Linked DNA regions of Mus musculus: region 1 is linked to region 2. A link is a loop called in an ENCODE intact Hi-C map of the cell type or tissue named here. Cell type or tissue: left cerebral cortex. All regions are shown on one strand. Each heading gives the region's core, and the rest is flanking DNA. Links, peaks and the distances in the headings are about the cores only.

Region 1 (8,812 bases), core at 487-8,486, 47 kb after region 2:
GTAGAATCAACAGACCTGGAGTAGACTCTTAGGACTCTTGCTGGCCTTAGACCTTGAGCAAGTCTTTAATCTCCTTCAGACAACTTCCCAATCTAATAATGTGGATTAAACACCTACTATTTAAGAGTTCTATAAGGTCATCACTCAGGAGGCAGAGGCAAGCGGATTTCTGAGTTCAAGGTCAGCCTGGTCTACAAAGTGAGTTCCAGGACAGCCAGGGCTACACAGAGAAACCCTGTCTTGAAAAACCAAAAAAAAAAAAAGAATTCTATAAGATCTAAATAAGCCTATGTGACTATAAACAGATACTCATTTAGCCTAAACAAAACATAAAAAATGAGTATAAAATATATATTAGTACACTTCCAGAAAGATACTTCCTTAATTACTCTTTATGAAAGCATTGTGCTAACTATCCCTTCCTTTAAAGGGCCTCTACAGACAATAAAGATATGGGTATTTCTTCTTTCCTCTCTGAAGATGGCAGATTGCTAAAACCCATTGAGCCCTTATATTTGGATACTGGAACCCTAAGAATACTCAGTTGTTCAATCTCTGGTACAGAGAATAAAAGCTAAATTGGTCTTGTCATAGTGTTCAGAATAGTGAGTCTTCACAACTTTAAGATCTCTAAATCTGATATGAGACAAAGTGAGACCCTCCAAGTCTTGTTCTAGAGGATAAAAAATGGACCATTAGATTACCAGCTAATCAAAAATTGTCAAAAACCTGGGGACCAGAGAGATAGCTCAGCAGTTAAGGGCATTTGCTGCCCTTGCGCAGGACTGGGTTCATTTCCCAGTACCCACCTTATGGCTCACAACCAGTTCCGGGGTCCTTAGCAGTCTTCTGGCTTCTGTAAATACCAGGTACACATATTACACATTCAAATGCAGACAAAACACTCATATGGATAATTTTTTTAAATCCTTTTTTAATGATAGAAATTATTTAAAATAACATAAGTAATGAGCCCAAGAACAAAAGCAAAACAGTCTTCTGAAATCAAAGGCCGCCGAGATTTTCCTTACTAGGGCGAGGAAGCAAGCACAGGGCAAAGGCCAAGCTACATACCATTTCCTTTTCACCCCTTAGTCACTCATTTCATTGTTGTGACTTTCCTATGATTGTGGGCTTATTTGTTTTCAGTTCATTTGCCTTACTAAACTGTAAATATCCAAGATTCTTGTCTGATACAATACTGGCACAGATAGTAATCATACACACATTCACCCCGTCAAACCAGACAGTGCTGCTTGCAAACAGTATTGTACACTCCGAATCAGAGGCTTCTTATATTGCTCCTTTAGAAAGAAAGACTCCTATGACACTATCAAAATTACCTAGAAGTTGTCAGTGGTAATTCCTGACTTATTCCCTGTGTCTCTCCATGACATCTCCATGAAGATTCTGAGACCAACGGTGCCACAGACCAGGAATGAGGAAGTGATAAGCAGGAACTTGAAACCTTTCCTTGTTTACTGAACCAACAAACTTCCAACGATTTTTTTTTTTTTACCAAATTTAATCCTAAATTTGTAATTACTTTTTCCCAGCAAGTTCAATGATTTACATCACTGTAATGGTTAATCTTAGTTTTCAGTTTGACTGGATCTGGAATCAACTAAGAGATTAGCCATGAACAAAATATAAAGGATTTTCTTGATGAGGTTATCTGAAATGGAAAGACTCACCCTAAATTGTAGACAGTACTTTCCAGTGTCAACCAGATAGGCAGTTCAAGGGAAAAAGCTTGCTTTTTAAAGCTGTACTTCCTTCACACTTCCCTGATGAGTTTAATCACCCTGTTAGTGAGTGCGTAAGTCTACCCTGTTGCTGCTGCTCCTGCTGTTGCCACATTTCTGCCCTGCTATCAGAACCATTCATCACTGGGATTCCAATATGGACTAAAGGCCAGTAACTCTCAAGGCATCCTCCAGATTGTCAGCACCAAGTTGGGTCTGCTGAGCAGCTACCAGGCTCTCAGCCTTCACTGTGCAAATAGCCATTGCTGGACTTCTCAGACTTTATCATGTAAGCTAATCTAACAAATTCCCTTTTGATACAGATATTCATTCTATTGACTTAATTCCTCTAGAGAATCCTGACTAATGACAATGACTAATATTTTAAAATATTTTATAAAAAGTCCAGAAACCACTCAATGGAACTTTATTTTTAAACAAATAACTATACAATTCAAAAATAAACCCTTTTGTGTAAAAATATGTTAACTAGCTATAAGTATTCCTCTTATTTAGTCTTTTGAAGCTTTTCCCTGCTCTAATCTTTGAAGGAAAATACTAAGACTAGAAACTTTAGATCTGTAAGTTCAATGCTTAGAAATTAGACAATGCCTATTCAAATGCCCAAAAGTTTAAACAATGATATTATGTCAAATTTTATGCTTAAAGCAAGAATAATATCAGAAGTCTGCTCTTGTCAGAAGACCTGGTAATACTGTGATTAATATCAGAAGTCTGCTCTTGTCAGAAGACCTGGTAATACTGTGATACCACAGCTAAGACTCTATATCCAAGTATATTGGGTTCTTGCTATGTGGCAAGAAGACAATCTCAAACATCACAAAAAGTAGTATCATGGTAGGTTATTTAGGTTAAAGAACTAGATGCCTTAATGCATTTGCAAAGGGAATCAGAAATGTGTATCTCATTGATCCTATGGGTTCATTAGCAAAAGGTTAAAAAACACATTAAAAAAAAACAGACTTTTATTTACAGATCTGAGACTGCTGGGTGAGATAACTCAGCGGGTAGGAAGTATTTGCCATTAAGTCTGACAACCTGAGTTCAATCCCTGGAACCCACATGATAGGAGGAGAAAACTGACTCCTGAAAGTTGTCCTCTGACCTCTACGGGCCCCTTCCCCAACAAACAAACAAACAAAAACACATAGACACACAAATGTAATAAAAATCCATCTCTACTACGTTAATCTCAAAGTTGGATTGAAGAATTAAATAAAATAAGAAAATTAGATTCAAGAAACTTGGGCATATTGAAAAGCCTTGGGCAAAAGTTTCTGAGTTTAGTTTAGGTTTCTACTGCTATGAAAAAAAACACCATGATACAAGCATGAAGGGATGAAAGGAGTTACTGAATCCTAAACAGACCATCATGAAGAGAAGTCAACACAGGCCTGGAGACACAAACTGAAACCGCACTACTTATTGGCTTGCTCCTAATGACTTACTCAGCCTGCTTTCGTACAATCCAGGACCACCTACCTGCCCCATGGTAGCACTGCCCACAGTGAGCTGGGCTCTCCCATCTCCATCATCAACTTAAGAAACGGCCAACAGGGGGCTGGTGAGATGGCTCAGTGGGTAAGAGCACCCGACTGCTCTTCCGAAGGTCAGGAGTTCAAATCCCAGCAACCACATGGTGGCTCACAACCATCCGTAACGAGATCTGGCGCCCTCTTCTGGAGTGTCTGAAGACAGCTTCAGTGTACTTACATATAATAAATAAATCTTTTTTTTTTTTTTTTTTTTTGGTTTTTCAAGACAGGGTTTCTCTGTGTAGCCCTGGCTGTCCTGGAACTCACTCTGTAGACCAGGCTGGCCTCGAACTCAGAAATCCGCCTACCTCTGCCTCCCGAGTGCTGGGATTAAAGGCGTGCGCCACCACGCCCGGCCATAAATAAATCTTTAAAAAAAGAAATGGCCAACAGGAGTGCCTACAAGCAATCTGATGGGGGCGTTTTTTCTCAACTAAGGGTCTTCCCAGATTAACTCTAGCTTCTGTCAAGTTACCTCAGCACCCCCAAAGAACTACCCAGAGCAAAGCTTCTGTATAAACCACAAAGATTAGCAGAGAGTTATTCCCATAAATATGATCAACTTCCAATTTTCTCATAACAGGAAGACAAAATATATGATTAGTTCTGAAAGCTGTGCTTTACACAGAATAGTCAGCAGTGATTAAGCTATTGCAAACTTATAGATAAGGAAAGTTAACAGACTATGCTAAGTAGTGGCCATCAGAATAGAAATTCACAGTAACCAATGATTTATTCAACTCTTGGAATACAGTATCTAACAGAACTTACTGGAGTCAGTTTAGCCATTCACTCACTAATGACAACAGTAACAAATACACACTGCTTACCATATATCAAGACATTGTCCTAAATATTTTCCAGAGAGCAAGTGGCTTCATCCTAACACTATATGTGAAACGCTTCATTTCATAACTGTCTCCATGTTACAGAAAAGAAACTACAAGAATCCATCAGTTAAGTTATTCTGCCAATACATTAAAACAAGCCAAAAAAAAAAAAGCAACAACAACAAAAAACTGGTAAGATGTTAGATTTAAAACAAAAAACAAAAACAAAAAATCTTGGCTCTAAGTGGTGAACCCTAAACCTAAAATGTTAAGGCCATAAAGAAAACTGCAAAGCCTAAGGAAGGCAGTGACACGATGTAGTAATCCAGCTATGAGCATCCATGAGGAAGACCACACAGCAACGCTAAATGGGAATTTTCCTGTCAGAATCACATGAAGTGTTTGTTTCAAGAATTGTTTGATCCACACTGAATCCAAATTTCTAAAGGTGAGACTAGAAAACAACATTTTCATTTCAATATTTTGCTAAAAAGTAAAAACGAAAACGCCCAAGTAATGGTGGTCAAGTGTGGCCAGGTCTGAAAACTTCTGTAAAAGGTCTCCGCCCGCTTTAGCATTCCAGTTGATATGGTAAATTGATTCCGCAAAAATGCAGGCAGGGACCCTAGCACCGGAGAAACTGTGAGACACTCAGAAACACACACACACACACACACACACACACACACACACACACACACACACACACCGCCGTTCGCTGCTCCTGTTTTTACCTGAACGGGCCCTCGGCGAAGAAACAAGGATGGAGCAAGCAACTGAATAACGGATACGGCGGCTCCCACACGCTGGCTAAACAGCGGGCTTTTTCCTGGTCTTGGCTATTGCCACCAACAGCAAGAAACCCGTCCTGGCCATAAACGCCTGTGGTAATCCGACTGGATTATGGGGCAGAGTCCTTGGGTCCGTTATCTAGCTAACAAAAGATGCCAATGGACTCTTTGCTCCGTGCCCGATAGCGTTCTGGGAAGCCGCTCGGTCGGGGCCTGCCTGCTCTCCAGCCAGGTAAACCCGGCTCCGCCAAAGCAAGGGACGCAGCAATTACTCCCTCCATGTCCCGCGCCTACCCGAAGGTCCTCTCGTCAGGTTGATCTCTTCCTCCGTGACTAAATAATCCACCCGTCCGTTCATATCTGACTGCTCTCCGGCCGGAAACCCCGGGTCAGCGGGTGGCCAGAGCAGGTGAAGGTGAATCAAGCTCCGCGCTGCCTCCCCAGCATAGCTTTTACAGTTTCCTCAGCGGTCAGACCGGAAAAGGAAACCGCGGGCACTGGGAACGTGGAGGATGCTGGGAGTGGTGGTTCTCTGAGCCCACCAGCGTTTTCCGGTACCTCGCACTGTTCTCAAGGCCGATCCTGAGGAGCCATGAGCAAAGAGAGGTATAATGCTCGCTTACACTGGAAGAGCATGGGGAAGGAGAGAGGGTAATAATGGTATGAGATAGAATTACATTGATACGTTTGACATTTTAAATAAAAATCTCAAAATATCTACAAATGTGTGTGTGTGTGTGTGTGTGTGTGTGTGTGTGTGTGTGTGTGTGTGAGAGAGATCTTTTATGAGCCTCAAACCACTCTATGAAAGGCATCATAGGCAAAGTACTAATGAGATTGCATACTTGGGTGGGAAATTGTAACCTTTTGTGCAATACAGATGAAATCCAATGTGATGCCCCATGTAAGAAAACTTGGTAACACTGCTTCAAGTTCCTTCGTTAGCAGTCCCCGTGTTAGTTAATAAAATGTATCCAAATAAAAAAATGAAACCTCCCCCCATCTCTCCTTCTCCCCCTCCCCTCCTCCTCCTCCCCACTCCCTTTCCCTCCCCCTCCCCTTCCCCCTCCCCCTCCCCCCCCTCTCTCTCTCTCTCTCTCTCTCATCAAGCAAGTGTTCACTGCTTAAAGCAAGGCACCTGGGCTGACACACATGACAGGAAGTGAGGATTTCCCTGATATTTACATCTGAGAGCATTGTTTTCCAGGGCCTTATGCACAAGATTTCTTAACTTAGACCTGACAAGACTCTTACTTAACTTTTAAATAGATGTATATATCCCTGGCTTGCATTTAATAATAGGCCTATCTAACTTAAGAAATGTGTACACATATACAGAGGAAAGATAATCATAGGCTTGTTCAAGAAAAATCCTCCAAGCAAAAGGAGGTGAAATGTCCTTTTCACAAAATGATTGCAAGACTTAAGATGTGACTTTCCAGCCCATCTTGACTTTTAAGATCGGACATTCCAAACAGAGGTGAAGAAACTTTCAGGTATCAAAACTACAAAGGCCTTAAGGACCAGGAAGGTGACCATAAATATGTATGGTGACTCAAGGGACTCCTGTGGTGTTAAGAGAATCAAAGACTGCATAATCAGACTATGGTATTCAAAGTTATGGCTAAAAGCCAAGCCAGCAACTCAGGTTTATTAAAACAAGTCAGAGGTGGATTCTATAGGAATGAGACAGGACAAGAAGGCAGGGAACCTGAGGCATGAGGGGAGAAGGATCCTGTCATCTCCAGGTCTGATTAAAATCTCTTGCCGGGCTGCTGAGATAGCTCAGCAGGTAAGAGCACTGACGGCTCTTCCAAAGGTCATGAGTTCAAATCCCAGCAACCATATGGTGGCTCACAACCATCTGTAACAAGATCTGATACCCTTTTCTGGAGTGTCTGAAGTCAGCTACAGTGTACTTACATATTAAGAAAGAAAAGGTAGGAAGGAAGGAAGGAAGGAAGGAAGGAAGGAAGGAAGGAAGGAAGGAAGGAAGGAAAAAATTACCCATTTAAAAAAAAAAAAAAACTCTTGCCAACTGAGCAAGCATTCTAGCACATTGAGCAGCATTTGCTGTAAAGGCTGCTGACATAGACTTAATATTTCTTCCCTGCATAGATAATGTATATAAAATTGTCAATGTCCTAAGCCTAAAACCTCAATGTGTATGGCTCTAGGTGGACAGGAACTTCATTCCTTTCTCTAGAAATTGCCTGAGAATCTTAAACCACGTGTAACATGTCCTACCTTCCTTTATTTGTAGAACTACACCTCAACTCTGTCAACTGTACCTGTCAGGTGCCCCTCCACAACCATCTACTAGTAAGACAGTGACTTCAAACTCCACGTAAACCTCATAGATAACTACTTTAAAAGCAATGAACACATAGCCATGCTTTTTATTGTCCCTTACTATCTTTTGAGTGCTTTGTTTTCTAATCCTCATCTGTGATGTTTTATGCTTGGCCTAGGGAGTGGCACTATTATGAGGTGTGGCTTTGTTATAAGAAGTGTGTCACTGTGGGGGTGGACTTTGAGAGACTGGGATTGCACTGAATCTGTACATTGCCTTTGATAGAATTATCATTTTCACAATATTCTACCAATTCATGAGTATGGATAGTTTTTCTGTTTTCTAGTAGCTCCCTGAATTCCTTCCTTCAGAGATTTAAAGTTTTCCTTCTACTTCCTTGGTTAGATTTAGTTGTAGGGTTGTTGTTGTTGTTGCTGCTGCTGCTGCTGCTGCTGCTGTTGTTGTTGTTTTACTTTTATTCACTTTACAGCCTGATCACTGCCCCCATTTCTGGTTACCCTCTCCCATAGTCCTTCCCCAATGCCCCCTCTCCTTCTCCTCTGAGAGGGTGGAGGCCCCCCTGGTTATCCTTCCACCCTGGCACATCAAGTCTTTGCAGGGCTAGGTGCATCCTCTCCCACTGAAGCCAGACAAGACAGCCCAGCTAGAAGAATATATCCCACAGACAGGCAACAGCTTTTAGGATAGCATCCATTCCAGTTGAAGACCAAGCTGCACATCTGTTCCATATGTGCAAGGGGACCTAAGTCCAGCCCATGTATGCTCTTTGGTTGGTGGTTCAGTCTCTGAGAGCTTGGGTCTGTTGACACTTTTGGCCTTCCTATGGAGTTCCATCCCCTTTGGAGCCCACAAGCCTTCCCTCAACTCTTCCATAAGAGTCCTCAAGCTCTATTCACTGTTTGGCTGAAGGTCTCTGCAATCATCTGAGTCAGCTACTGGGTGGAGCCTCTTAGAGAACATCCATGCTAGACTCATGTTTGCAAGCATGACAGAGTATCGCTAATAGTATCAAGGATTGGTGCTTGCCCATGAGATGGGTCTCTAGTTGGGCCACTTATTGCTTGGTCATTCTGTAGTCTCTGCTTCATCTCCAGTCCCTGCGTTTCTTGTAGGCAGGTTAAATTTTGGGTCAAAGGTTTTGTGGCTGGGTTGGTGTCTCTATCACTCCACTGGGGTTCTTGCCTGGCTACAGGAGGTGGTCTCTTCAGGTTCCATATATCAAATGCTGTGAGCTAAGGTCATCCCCATTGATTCTTAAACAAGTCTACCCCAGGTCTCTAGCATGTCCACAAGTTCCCCCACATACACCTTCCCACCCTCATCAGTTGCAGATTTGCATTGGTTCTCGTGATGATCTGGCCATCTCTCCTGCCTGTCCCCACACTCAATCCTGAACCTCCCATCCCCTTCCCCATCCCCTCACCCACACAGTTCCCTCCCTCCATCTGCCTCCTATGACTGTTTTATTTCCCCTTCTAAGTGAAATTCAAGCATCCTCACTCATCCACTAGAAAGTAGGGTTTGTTCAATATACAAAAATCCATCAACATTATCCAACAATATAAACAAACTGAAA
Region 2 (8,812 bases), core at 292-8,291:
TGGTACATTATATATTATTTAGAAAAGTCTTCAACTATCAGGTATGTGTTCCCTCTCCCCAAATTACAAGACATTTCTCAGTTAATAAACCAGACATCTTATGTAACAGACAGCACAAATTTAAGAGTGAAAGTGTAATTACAGAGGGTACAAATCCTAGCTCTGTCCGGTGTACACACATTACTATACGCAGGATAGTATAGCTGTCTGGACCTTTTTTTCCACACCTGTAAAATGGAGGTCCTAGTATACTCACTCCTACAATAATACAGATGCTATAAAAAAAGATAGGTGTCTTCATTTATAATAAAATATTTTATTTTAGTATCAATTACCAATGAGAAATGGCAATATACTTATAACATCACTGGCAGTTACAATAGAATAGCTCATTTATAATTAGAGAGGAAAACTGTGTTCTTAAATTCCATAAGAATCCAAAAACAACTACGTCTGAGAATATTTGGGGAGAGAAACAACAATGTTACAAGTAAATACAGAGACCTTTTCCTGAATGCTTCATATGATTCACTTGCACGGACTCACATTAGTGATACTCTAAACAAGAAAAGGTGCAAAGACCAGCTATTGGGTTTGCAAGACAAAACAGATTAAAATTGCTAAGTGAAATGAGCATGAAATTCTCCTACACAAGCCAAACACCAATTATAGTTCTTACCTTAATTGTCACAGCATCGTACCGGATTTGTGAAAATTCACGAAGACCAAAAGAACCTCCAACAACCAGCAACTGAAACAAAGGAAGGGAATAGCTACATGAACTAGAAGGTCAACTCTGACTAGCTACATTCAGTTAAACAATGCCTTAGACAGCATATAAACAACCTATAGATTATATTTCCTAGAAAATTATTACTCATTTTCTTAAAAGTAAATGTGGTGGGGGTTACCTTCAAATGCATTCTAGTGACACCTGAAACCTGAACAAATATTAAACCCTAAATACACTGTTTTCTTTCTATACATAAATACATATAGCAAAGTTTAATTTTCAAAATAGGCACAATAAGATTAGCAACAATAACTAGTAATAAAGTACAACAATGATAATATATTGCAATAAATGCCATTTGAATTACTTGCATCTGAAATAATCCATGAGATTTTTCTCTTTTTTTTTTTTTTTTTTTTTTTAAACAACAGACAAGATGCAGCAAGTGAAATGTCAGAAAGGGAGGCCACTATACTATCCTGGAAAAATTATAAGATTGTAACTGATGTCATAAATCAATACTACATATGTATTTGACTTTTCTTGTTTACTTTTTTTTTTTTTTTGAGACAGAGTGCGGTGATTTGAATAAGAATGGCCCCCAAGGGCTCATATATTTGAATGCTTAGTTATCAGAGATTCACAAGGTTTGAAAGGATTAGGAGGTGTGGCCTTGATGGAGAAGTATCACACTGGGGATGATCTTTGAGGTGTCAGAGCCTAGAAGGCTCTCTCTTCCTGCTGCCTGAAGGTCTAGAAGTCGAATTCTCCAATTATTTCCCCAGCAGCATGTTTGCCTGCATGCCACTGTGCTCCTCGCCATGAAGGCAATGGACTGAACCTCTGAAACTGTCAGCCAGCCCCAACTAAATGTTTGTCTTTGTAAGAGTTGCCATACATGGTCATGGTATCTCCTCACAGCAATAGAAACCAACTAAGGCACAGGGTCTCATTAACCAAGATGACCCTCAACTTGGTATGTGCCTTGAACTTCCGATTCCCCTGCTTCCAAACTCAAAAGGAAATAAAAACACACCCAACTAAATGATTGCCTACTGTTATATAGTTTGGAGTGGACCTGTCTCTACTTAAATCCCTTTAGAGATGTATGTAACCTTAGAAGGTAAACCAACAGAAATGCCATTTGTTAACTAACTGATCAAACCAAGTCAAAAAAAAAAAATGTCTATCCAATTAAGTTATTTTTTTAGTTTTGTTTGTTTGGTTGGTTTTGTCTTGTTTTGTTTTGTCTATAAATATTTCCTGCCGATGTAACAGGACAGAACTCTTGAAACCTCTTTGAGTTTTGAGTGCTGTTTGATTCATGAGTCTTCTTTGATCACACAGAATCAGTAAAATCTGTTTTGCTTGAAGTTTTAATTTTAAGATTTATTTAGTATTTGTGCATGCAACCATACATGCACGCTTACGTGTACATGTGCACGTATGTGTCTATTGATGTGCCAGTACATGCGGGTGACTGTGGAGATCAGAAGAGGACATCAGGTACCATGGAGCTAGAGTTACAAGCAGTCACGAGCAGCCAGATACAGCTGCTGGGAAACTCTAGTCCTCTGAAAGAGCAGCAAGTACTCTTAATCAGGGAACCACCTCTCTCCTCCCTTGAGTTTCTAATACTATAACTACATAGGGTACACCTGGGAATAAAACTCTGGCCTTGTCTGTGTAGAATTTCTTTCAACTTCATGACTTTACAAAATTGGACATTTGTAAACACTGCCTTTTATTTTCTTAACAAATTATAAAGGAGTCTTGCAGCATATGACCCATTTTTCTGTATGAAGAAACCCTTTCAGAGAGCTTCCAAACTGCTACTGCTATTTTACCCAAGAGTGAGCTGGCTATAATCCTCACATCAGAGATGAATAAGCTAAGCCAATTAGGAGCAAAAAGCTTGATATCCATATCACTACTTAAATAATTAAATAGAAAGAGTGTAAAAACATAAAATAGAAATTTAAAATTTGAGGTTCATAAAAGCAACAAAACTCCACTGTTGTAACTTTAAAACTTCTGACAAAAAGAAAATGAAAAAAAAAAAAAAAAAACTAGATAAACTCAGAAGGTAAGAAACGGGGAGAGCACCTGTGCTGCGTGTCCCTGCATGCGCACACGCTTGCACATGTACACAGGTTGAAGGGTGAAAAGTAAAACAAAACAAAAAAATCATCAAAAAAACAACATTAGATTTAGAGTCTCTGTTCACTAGATTAGTGGCTCAATTAGAGGAACTGCTCTGCTCTCTGAAAGGGTTTCTGCATCAGAAAAATGGGCCATATGCTTTTCTTCTAAGAACATTCTCTCCTCTTGTTTCCTCTCTTGCAATCTAGAGATTCACCTCTTAGGTTTTAGGGCCCTTCATTAACCACCATGATTTCTAGGTAAACAGCAGCCACAATAAAAATTTGTATTTAACAATTATACATATAAAATATTCTTAGCTACTTTTAAAAAAAATGCTATTTGGGATACATAAGACTAAATCAAAATGGCTGCTTTTATACATACATATAATATATAATTTTATATATATACACACATATATATAATTAACATGTAACAATTTTAATTTTTAAAAGTCATAAAACTGAAAGGGAGAAAGGAATCACAGGAGAAGTTGGCGGGGGAGAGGTAGGGATGAAAAGGGTGTAAACACAGTGCTTATCTATTAAATCTATATAGTAATTTTAAATAAAAAAGAATGCTATTTTGCACACATGTATGTGCATAAAGCAAACAGAAATGAACGACTAGCTAGCTGTGTGTGTGTGTGCACGCGCGCGCGCGCGCGCGCGTGTGTGTGTGTGTGTGTGCGCGCGCGCGCGTTATAAAACAGAAGAGGAGAAACCCAGAACTCAGAGGAGGATTTCTCAAATTGGGCATAGAAAGTGCTCTTTGCTTAACTTCTGGAAGGGCATCTGTAAAATAAATTAGGCTTAAGAGTTTTTTCTAGACAGAGTTCCAGAGTGTGCCTTCATAAGACTGATAGGACCATTTAAAAACTGACCAAGAAAGGAATTTCCATTTGTAAAGGAGCCTCTTTCCTGCTGGGTAGCCCCGAAAATAGGGCAGGGTGCTAAGTCTACATAGAAAGCCTAGCCCTGAGATTTTTTTTTTCTTTCCATAACATCTTGACTTTTATAATTTTGAAAGAAAATCAAATTGACTCCCATAGTGATAAATGGTAAGTCAGTAGCAACATCCGTGATTTTGAACGGCAGAGGAACTTGCAGAAATAAAAAAATTTATATATGCCTTGTAAATTGCTGTCATTTTATAAAAACGAACGCTTACCCCAAAACTCTTAAAGCAGATTGCAGAGTTCCCTAATTATCAAAACAAGATCCAGACACATCAAAGACGACTTAAAAAAACATATTACGTTTCTAAAATCAACCTTTCTTTTAGCAGTGCTTAAATACAAAAGGCACTTCACACGTGCCAAGAACCACACCAAGAAAAATGTCTTGTATTTTTAAAAGTTTTTGTTTATTTTCTTTTATATCGTAATATGCTAAAGCAAATTAACTTAACAATGATCAAACAACAAATTATGAACATAATTACTACAAATGAATGTAATTATTAAAGAAGACATTTGATTAGTCTTCTTGCAAAATCTCAACATTTAACCCAGGAAAGGTACTGTAAAACGGGGATAGTAACACGCGCGTTCACGAAGGGAAAGGAAACGGGGGGTGGGGGATGGCGGGACCCGAGGTACACTTTTGAGCGTGAACTTAAAAACAAAAACAAAAACCTCAAAGCTCCGGTGGCTCCCACAGACCCCCTAGTCAGCAGTATCCGAAAGACAGCACCAATACGCCACTCAGCCAAAGAGGGCCCGCCCCTTCCGGACTCGCAGCCCCTGCTCCCGTCACAGCCGCTCACCAACATGGGAACTCCATAGCGTAGAGTCTTGTTCTTACGCAGAGCTCGCAACACAGCGGGCGCAATCATGGCAGAAGGTGCGGCCTGCTTAGTCAGCCGCTTCCAGAGCGAGCCCAGCGCGGCCCGCAACACGTCTCAGGCGAAGTTGTAGACTCAGCGCAGGCTTTGGGTGCCAGGTCCACGCCTGATAAGCCTCCCCGAGGCAAACGGAAACGATTGGCCTTAACGCACTTCTGCTTCCTCCCTCCCCCGGAAGTCGAGGCTTCTGAGCTCTGGTTCCGTGACCTCAGGATACGCCGGGTGCAATTGGGTTTTTCGATTTGGAAAATCTGTAATTCGCATATTCTGGATCTTGACTTCTGCGACTCAAGAAACTCAGATAAAGGGCGGGGTTGGTTTTTAAGCTAATGCACAAGTAGCACCAGGTTAATGAACACATTTTAAGTCGTGGCTCATCAGTTGTAACTGAACTTTTTAAAATTTTTTATTATTTTATTTATTTACAATTCAAATGCTATCCCCCGTCCCGGTTTCTGCTCCGCAAACCCTCTATCCTACTCCTTACTCTCTGCTTCTTTGAGGGTGCTCCCCCACCGACTCCCACCTCACTGCCCTAGCATTCTCCTACACTGGAGCATCAGGCCTTCAGAGGACCAAGGGCCTCTCCTCCAATGGATACCAGATAAAGCCATCCTCTGCTACAAATGCACCTGGAGCCATAGGTCCCTCCACGCATACTCTTTGGTTGGTGGTTTAGTCCCTGGGAGCTCTGGGGAATCTGATTGGTTGTTCTACCTATGGGGTTGCAAATCCCTTCAGTTCCTTCAAGTCCTTCCCCAACTCCTCTATTGGGGTCCCTGTTCTCAGTCCGATGGTTGGATGTGAGCATCCACATCTGTATAGGTAAGGCTCTGACAGCCTCTCAGGAGACAGCTATATCAAGCTCCTTGCAACAAGCACTTCTTGGCATCGGCAATAGTGATGGCTGTATGGGTATTGATCAACAATAGGTTTGGTAGCTGCATATGGGATGGATCCCCAGGTAGGGCAGTCTCTGATGGCCTTTCCTTCAGTCTCTACTCCACTCTTTGTCCCTATATTTTCTTTAGACAAGAGCAATTTTGGATTAAAATTTTTGAGAAAAGTGGGTGGCCCCATCCCTCAACTGGGGGTCATGTCTAACCTCTGGATATGGTCTCTACAGGTTCTCCCTCCCCTTTGTTGGGTATTTCAGCTAATGTCATCCCCATTGGGTCCTGGGAACCTCTTGCTTTCCTGGTGTCTGGGACCTTCTGTTGGCTACCTCCTGTTCATCTCCCATTGCAACACACCTTTCTGTTCAGTTCCCTGATCCTGGCTCTGTACATCTCCCCTGTTTCTTCCCACCTGACCCTGCCCCCCCTTTTTTTCTTCTCCCCTTCCTTTATTCCTCCCAACCTTCCCACCCTCTATCTCCCATGATTATTTTGTTCCCTCTTCTAAGTAGGACTGAAGCATCACACTTTGGTCTTCCTTCTTCTTGAGCTTCATATGGTCTGTATAAGTTGTATCATGAATATTCCAAGCTTTTTTTCCTAATATCCACTTATCAGTGAGTGTATACCATGTGTGTTCTTTTGTGACTGGATTACCTCACTCAAGATGATATAGTCTAGGTTTTTTTTTTTTTTTTTTTTTTTGCCTGCGAATTTCATGAAGTCCTATACTTAATGAATGAACACTTGTTTTTCATTGTTTGTGTGCCTCTGGATGAGTCAAGAAACACAGAAACAAAAAAGAAGAAACAGGTCATCTAATAGGGACACAAACTAGAAAGTATGATAGTTTGGATGAACAAAACACCTGCCTTGTCTTTTCCAGGAAGAGACAGAGAAAACCTTTGCCTCTGCCTCTGTCTCTCTGATGCCACTGAAATGCTTTGGGAGTAGCCTCACAAGTAACCACAGGAGAAGCTACGTATCTCCTTAAGCTTAGGATAACATCTATGTCAGGGGGAAAGAGGGCATAAAGGCAAAGGGGAGACTGAATGATCTTAATCTCACACAGCACTGGAAAGACAGGTTTATACATAATTAAAAGATCCTCTCTGTCTCTACAATTTTCAGAGCAAGTTTAAAATTATTTGTTAGAAGACTACAGTGTGGTGCTGTTTTGTTGTGGTGGTGTTTTTGTTTAGTTGGTTGGTTTTGCCACTTTTCATTCCATACTAATATTCCTTACTGAATATGCCATGAATTTACACACCTCCAATTTACACACTCCCATAGTACTTGAAGTCCACTGTACTCTATAGGCAACATAAATTATTCCCTCTTCAGAGCTCCATAGCCTTTGACTTATAACTTGGCACACTGTGTATTGTGTTAGTGTATAAAAGTGTCACTATTGTTAGTAGCATACAAACAAGTAAACAGGAGGATAGCTACAGTATTTCAGAGTTTGAATATTAATATTGGGGGAAAGACGTAATTTGCATTAAATCAAAGGAAACGTTGATGTGTCCACGACAACATTTCTTAAAGCAAGACTTTTTGTCAATCCCTTCCCTCCCCTGTGTCTTCACTTGACTGTAGATTAGAGATCTGCAAATGTGTGAATCAAGTAGTATAAGGGTGAGCAGTTTTAAACTGAGAGGTTAAACAACACAGTTAGAAGTATTAGAAGAAAATTTTGTAGATATACTAAAATTACTTTGGATCAGAATTTAGGATTGACAGGATAGGTCTCTAATAACAGGGGTGCTATAAATTATGAAGGGTGTCTCCTTCAAAGCTGGTGTTTATCGTTCTTGGTTGACTGTGCTGATCTGCCTGCTTCAGGAGCACTAGGATTACAGGTGTATGCCATTATACCTAGCCTTGGATTGACATCTTTCTGTTGTTTTGAAAAATCTTCTCTGTACAAAGATGAAACCATAAGGGACTACAAGATTTATTAAAATAGTGTGAAGTGTATAGCACTTACACAGCATCAACTTTCACCTTAAATTCATTTCCTATGACATTTCAAAACTCATCCAGTGTCCATATTACTTAAGTGTGTTCTCACTTCAACAGATATTACAAATCAAGGGGCCTGGCTCCAAAACTCTGGGCATTTTCTGACCTCCTCACTACATAGAAGACCATCGTCGTTCTGAGTCATATTCCATCAAAGCCCTGCACCCAGCTAGTGATTTATAATGGGATTAATCATACACATATAGTCTAGATAGTGCTATTATCAGTAATATGCTATCCTTTTCATATAAGTATATATCCACATTAGTGAAAGGTAACAAGCTTATCCAAGGTTATACTCTGTCAAGTAGTACAGATATTCCTTCCTGTAGAATTGACTATTATCTAATTGATAGTGGCTTCTATGGATATTTCATGGATCCTCTTAAATTGTAAACCTTAAGCTTGTCTTTAGTCCTTGTGGGAAACATTATGTTAGAGCCTTAAGTCCTTGAATGAGAAGCAACCCCATAGATTCAAATGTTTGAATATGTGGTTCCCAGTTGGTAGAACTGTTTGAGGAGGAATAGAAGGTATGGACTTGTCAGAGGAGGTGTGTCACTAGGAATGGGTTTTAAGGTTTCAAAACCCAATGCCAGTCTCACTCTTGCCCTTCCTCCTCCCGACCTCTCTCCTTTCCCCTCCCCTCCCAAGATATATCTTCTGCTGTGGATCAAAGGTAAGCTCTCTGCTACTGCTCCAGTGTTATACATGCTTGTCTGCTGCCATTAAACTTTGTTTTATATGTTATCTAGATCATGGTGTTTTGTCACGGCAATATAAAAGTAGCTAAGACAAACAATTCTTTTCCACATTAATACCTCTGTCTCAGTGCTGTGTGTGTGTGTGTGTGTGTGTGTGTGTGTGTGTGTGTGTGTGTCCTTCACCATTCAGGTTGTCAGACTTAGTGGCAAGAACCATTACCCCAAGTCATCTTGCTGTTCTGTACTAGTGACTGTCAAACATTAGTGTGTCTCTGAATCCTATAGAGAATACTAAAAATCTATTCTAGGCCCTATCGCCAGTTTCTGATTGCGCAGGTGATGGATGAAACCTAAAATATATTTCCTAACAAGCTTCCAGGTCATACTGAAACTGAGGTTCTAGGGACAACACTGAAGAACCCCTGATCTATCTTCTTTCCCTAAAAATGTTTTTCCTTCAAACT

The links. A loop is a pair of places that touch in the nucleus more often than their neighbours do. Peaks named below come from ENCODE experiments on the same cell type or tissue, not always from the same donor. Only the 100,000 strongest peaks of a DNase experiment are listed, where the experiment ranks them.
Region 1: it touches region 2 in a loop (2.4-fold over the local background); 11 of 42 quality-filtered maps call a loop at or near these places.

Annotation. Positions count from the first base shown.
Region 1 is chr12:81,527,500-81,536,311 of GRCm38, forward strand. Gm20498 (predicted gene 20498) reads right to left here and starts at 5,412. Exons shown (of 6, transcript NM_001309848.1): 1 at 5,217-5,412. The coding sequence starts at 5,280. Synj2bp (synaptojanin 2 binding protein) reads right to left here and starts at 5,412. Exons shown (of 4, transcript NM_025292.7): 1 at 5,217-5,412. The coding sequence starts at 5,280. In left cerebral cortex, for the core only: no CTCF peak of the experiment used is centred there; a DNase peak (open chromatin) is centred at 5,420; H3K4me3 peaks cover 2,054 bases; H3K27ac peaks cover 716 bases.
Region 2 is chr12:81,480,252-81,489,063 of GRCm38, forward strand. Gm20498 (predicted gene 20498) reads right to left here. Exons shown (of 6, transcript NM_001309848.1): 4 at 680-751. Cox16 (cytochrome c oxidase assembly protein 16) reads right to left here and starts at 4,886. Exons shown (of 4, transcript NM_001309809.2): 1 at 4,646-4,886; 2 at 680-751. The coding sequence starts at 4,714. In left cerebral cortex, for the core only: no CTCF peak of the experiment used is centred there; DNase peaks (open chromatin) are centred at 3,688, 4,666, 4,828 and 5,541; H3K4me3 peaks cover 1,920 bases; H3K27ac peaks cover 1,686 bases.